Regions from separate parts of the Homo sapiens genome. Here region 2 is linked to region 1. A link is an interaction called in ENCODE POLR2A ChIA-PET data of the cell type or tissue named here. Cell type or tissue: Panc1. All regions are shown on one strand.

What was found. ChIA-PET counts read pairs that join two places held together with the same protein. Peaks named below come from ENCODE experiments on the same cell type or tissue, not always from the same donor. Only the 100,000 strongest peaks of a DNase experiment are listed, where the experiment ranks them.
Region 2: POLR2A ChIA-PET joins it to region 1 with 12 read pairs; 2 of 35 experiments call an interaction of 5 or more read pairs at or near these places.

What each region holds. Positions count from the first base shown.
Region 1 is chr2:223,894,259-223,896,758 of GRCh38, reverse strand. WDFY1 (WD repeat and FYVE domain containing 1) reads left to right here. Exons shown (of 12, transcript NM_020830.5): 7 at 1,129-1,255; 8 at 2,420-2,500. Among named protein-coding and RNA genes, the nearest start is that of WDFY1, 50 kb to the left of the region's middle. RefSeq lists enhancers at 742-801, 812-961, 972-1,031. In Panc1, no CTCF peak of the experiment used is centred here; a DNase peak (open chromatin) is centred at 958.
Region 2 is chr2:223,719,869-223,722,368 of GRCh38, reverse strand. No RefSeq gene overlaps it. Among named protein-coding and RNA genes, the nearest start is that of AP1S3, 120 kb to the left of the region's middle. In Panc1, no CTCF peak of the experiment used is centred here; no DNase peak of the experiment used is centred here.

The DNA of each region.
Region 1 (2,500 bases):
TTGTTCTGTTTTTGGAAAGTGTATGTGATAAAGTAGTTTCTGTTTGCTTTTGAATATGGCATCATTAATTTTCTATATACCTACCAAAATTATTATTAGCTTGTGTGGCTGGTTCAGTTTTACTAAGTTGATTAATGTTTCTTCTAGACAAACAGCAGTCGATGAACAAGGAAAGGACCTACTGAAAGATATACCTGTAGAAAGAAAGATTTCCCCAAGGGTTTCAAATTTGATAAGTTAGCCAATATAAAGTATGAAATGTGAAGTTCAGATTTTTCACATAAATTACTTGGCATAATTATGTAGTGTACAACAGACTTTTTTCTGTGGTACTTAATGTAATTTGCTTAAACATAGACATCTTGGGGTAAAACACCTGCCATGTCCCAGAGACCCAGAATAATCTAGATTTTTTATCTTGTGTAGGTTGGACACAGTAAACTTTACTGGTTTTTGTCACTAAATATTAGTAGCAATTTTTTTCTTCATTCTGAACATTTTGTATGTAAGCTACTTTGTAATTTTTGTCACAGAAGAACGAAAAACTTCTTTAAAAATCTTTGTATTACAAGCAGTTTTTTTTTTTTTTTTTTTTTTTTTTTTGAGACAGAGTCTCACTCTGTCACCCAGGCTGGAGCGCAGTGGTGCTATCTTGGCTCACTGCAACTTCCACCTCCTGGGTTCAAGCAATTCTCCCACCTTAGCCTCCCGAGTAGCTGGGATTACAGGCGCCTGCCACCATGCCTGGCTAATTTGTTTTTTTGGAGAGATAGGGTTTCACCATGTTGGCCAGGCCTAGTCTTGAACTCCTGGCTTCAAGTGATTCGCCCTCCTTGGCCTCCCAAAGTGCTGGGATTACAAGTGTGAGTCACCATGCCCGGCCCAAAGTAGTTTGATGCATAATTGAAAATTGTAATCTTATGACTGTGGATAATGGTGCTGTGTCTTCTGTATGACTCATGATAGCATGGTTGAATGACCCGTTGTACACCATGAAGATACCTTTTTGCTTAAAGACTCAGCTGCTCCTAGTTTGGTCTTCAGCTGTCAAATGTATACGTCCTGATGTAGAGTTATATTTTACTTCTCCCCTGCCTCCCTCTCTCTCTCTCTCTCACAAATCCCTAGGTAGTGTCGCCTGCCTCTGGTGGGACCCTATTCAGCGGTTACTCTTCTCAGGAGCATCTGACAACAGCATCATCATGTGGGACATCGGAGGAAGGAAAGGCCGGACGCTGTTACTTCAGGGCCATCAGTGCGTGACCACTTGTGGGGGTGGGGAAAGAATCCGAGTTAGTGGGGAGCTAGTGAAAGGCATTAATAGTCTGATACCACTTTCTGCAAACCCCACGTTCTAAGATGGCAATTATCATTGATAGGGCTCAGTTCACTTTTAACTGCTTTCTGTCAGCCCCGAGTGTCTGATGTTTAGTAGCAAAAAACTAAACAAAACAAACAAACAAACAAAAAAACAAATGCAGGGCTTTCTTCCTCCTTAGTCCAAAGAGCACTTGCCACTTTTTCTCTCAAGGAGTCACCCTGTTGAAATATCTGATTAAGGCAGGCATAGGATAGAGATGCAGGTGAGGACTTTGACCATGGAAGGTTGCATGTAACATGATACTAAGCTGTTGTTGAGCTGGGAGCCTAACTTGTTTTTTGTTCTTTGTTTTTTTATTCTAAAAGATATTAAATTAAGAAATGTTGTCTAGTTTGACAGTGGAATTCACCTGAGTGATACCATTGTATATTTAGGATCTTGCCCTGTAGCCCTGAAAGAAAAAGAAATACATCTTCACCTTGCTTTCTTTTCTTTCCTTTTTGGCTAGGCTGCAGCTGTTACTATAATCACAGTCAAGCTGAAAATTAGCTGAGGAAACATATTATACACAAGTATAACAGGCCAAGAGCTTGTTTCCTTGGGCATCCTAAGGGGTAGTATGACAGGCATGCAGGAGGGACAGAGGTCTTTACCCCATCTGTGTGTGTCTGTGTGTGTTTGTGTGTGCACACTAGTGATCTTTGTGGTGTTTGACTCCTTGTTCATATGAATTGTGGTCAGTAGGGGAGTTATACCTCCTTCGTTCTTGTTTCTGAACAAGTAGGTAAATCTTATGCATCTGAAAGGGAAATCATGTTGATTGGTCCCAAAAACCATAGCCCTCATCAAATCTCTGGCCTACAATTCTTAATGACCGATTTGAAAGTAGTCATATATTTTATAGAAAGTATCATTCTGTATTATGAGTTATAAAATGCCAAGTAAAGTTTATACTAGAATTCATTTTACCATGCTAAATAGTCAGTGGTAAAATACCACTTGCTGATTTTAATGAGGAGAGCAATTTGAGCCTAAATGAAGACAGTTCCTGTGTTTTTCCGCATGGAGACAAGTGACTGTTGTGTGTGCTGTTTGCAGTGACAAGGTGCAGTCGCTGTGCTACCTTCAGCTCACCAGGCAGCTCGTCTCCTGTTCCTCGGACGGCGGAATTGCAGTGTG
Region 2 (2,500 bases), 170 kb after region 1:
GTGGTGGCTTATGCCTGTAATCCCAGCACTTCGGGAGGCTGAGGTGGGTGGATCAACTGATGTTAGGATTTCGAGCCCAGCTTGGCCAACGTGGTGAAACCCTGTCTCTACTAAAAATGCAAAAATTAGCTGGGCGGGGTGGCGGGTGCCTGTAATCCCAGCTACTCGGGAGGCTGAGGCGGGAGAATCGCTTGAACCCGGGAGGTGGAGGTTGCAGTGAGCCGAGGTTGCACCATTGCACTCCAGCCTGGGTGACAGAGCGAGACTCTGTCTCAAAAAATAAAAATAAATAAATAAATAAATAGAGTGAACAATAAATTAGTTTTATTATTCAAGGAACACTTCTGCTCTGTCATGGAACATTTTTGGGAATATGCATAGGGGCTGAGAGAACAGGCGAGCTGTCCTCGGAAACCTCTTTGGATGATGGCTGGGCAGAACTGCAGCTCTGCAGAGAGAGATGCGAGCCAGTGTGTGGAAATGGAAAATGATCATAATAGAAGCCAGAGTTTGTATTTTGTACCGATTCTGTGCTAAGTGCTGTGACCCATTTTTCTATTTTGCCTTTCAAAAATTACTAATCCATTTGTGTGAAGTTTATTATGAAACACTTCTTAGGGCTCCTGGTTACAGCAACCTTCCTGATACTACAGAAACGGCACACGACCCATTCCCTGCTGGAACATGCCTTAGCTTCTACTCCATGCCTGGTTAGGAACTGCCCATCTTCAGCTCCCAACTGAAATGGCATTGCCTTAGTGAAGCCTCAGTTGACCCTGGCAAGATGTTCCAGCTTTCCCTGGAATATTAGTTCTTCATGCCTTCTACCTTGCCTTTCTGGCATATATCACACCTTACATTAATTCGAATGACTAATTAGTCTCTTTCTTTCTTTCTTTTTTTTTTTTTTTTGAGACAGTCTCATTCGCTCTGTCGCCCAGGCTAGAGTGTAGTGGTGGGATCTCTGCTCATTGCAACCTCTGCCTCCTGGGTTCAAGTGATTCTCCTGCTTCAGTCTCCCAAGTAGCTGGGATTAAAGGTGCATGCCACGATGCCTGGCTAATTTCTTGTATTTTTAGCAGAGATGGGGTTTCACCATGTTGGCCAGGCTGGTCTCGAGCTCCTGACCTCACATGATCCACCTGCCTCAGCCTCCCAAAGTGCTGGGATTACAGGCATGAGCCAGGGCGCCCGTCCCATTGGCTTTATTTCTTCAGAGTCTGGTTCAACAACAACAACAAAAGCCAGGAAATTCAAGATAAAAGAAACATTAAGCAGAAGTATTTTAATGACCACTTGATGAAAAAAGTCATTCAGCACTTCGTTATTCTTATTAAAATGAGAATGACTTTTTCATTTTATTTTATTTTTTAGAGACAGAATCTTGCTCTATCACCCAGCTGGAGTGCAGTGGCACCATTGCAGCTTACTGCAGCCTCAAACTCCTGGCTCAAGGGATCCTTCAGCTTCAGCCTCCTGGTTAACTAGGACTATAGGTGAGCACCATCATGCCCTGCTAATTTCTTAATTTTTTGTAGAGATGGAGTTTTGGTATGTTGCCCAGGCTAAGAATAACTTTAATCCATCATGAGCTATACTACTGGTTTACAATTTTTGATTATTTATGCCAATGTTTTCCAGTAGGGCTTCGTAGAAAATTAACTGGAAGTCTGATGAAATTCAGAGAGTAAAAAAAAGAAAAGAAAAAAATCACACTGATGATATCTTGGCAAAAGTAGGGAAATGACCAAAAGAAGCTATTGTTTTACCCACTCAATTTATGGTCTATGAAAAGCAGAACTGCTTCTGAAACCACCTTTGCAAAATTATGACTGAGACAGTGAAAGAGATCTAACTTAATTGACTCCATCTTGCCTCTAACCTCCAAGCTGTTCTTGTTCATTCCTGGGTGTAGGCTAAACTAACTTTGGGACAGACTCAGTTTATAGTTTATAGTTTAAAACAAAGATGATAACAGCCCTTTCCCAAAGCAGACCTCCTTCTTGCCTGGGGACTAGACTGCCTTTGTAAGACTGACAAATTAGCCACAAGATTAGAAATTAAGGTTTAGGAGTCATGCAACTGGAGGCTACAAGATTCTGACCCCCACTAAACTGCTCCTAAGATCAGGGCTTGAGATATTTTGCAGACCCTGCACTTGATGGATCAGCTGGCACCACCCAGATTGATTAACTGGCTCATCTGATCTTGTGGCCCCCACCCAGGAACTGACACAGCACAGGAAGACAGCTTTGACTCCCTGTGATTTCATTGCTGACCTGACCAATCAGCACTCCTGGCTCACTGGGCTCCCCCACCCATCAAGTTGTCCTTAAATACCCTGCTTCCCAAATGTTGGGGAGACTGATTTGAGTAATAATAAAACTCCAAAAAAAAAAACAGAAACAAAAACAAAAACAAAACAAAACAATCCACCACCAACAAAAAAACCCTCCAGTCTCCCGCACAGCTGGCTCTGCGTCAATTACTCTTTCTCTAT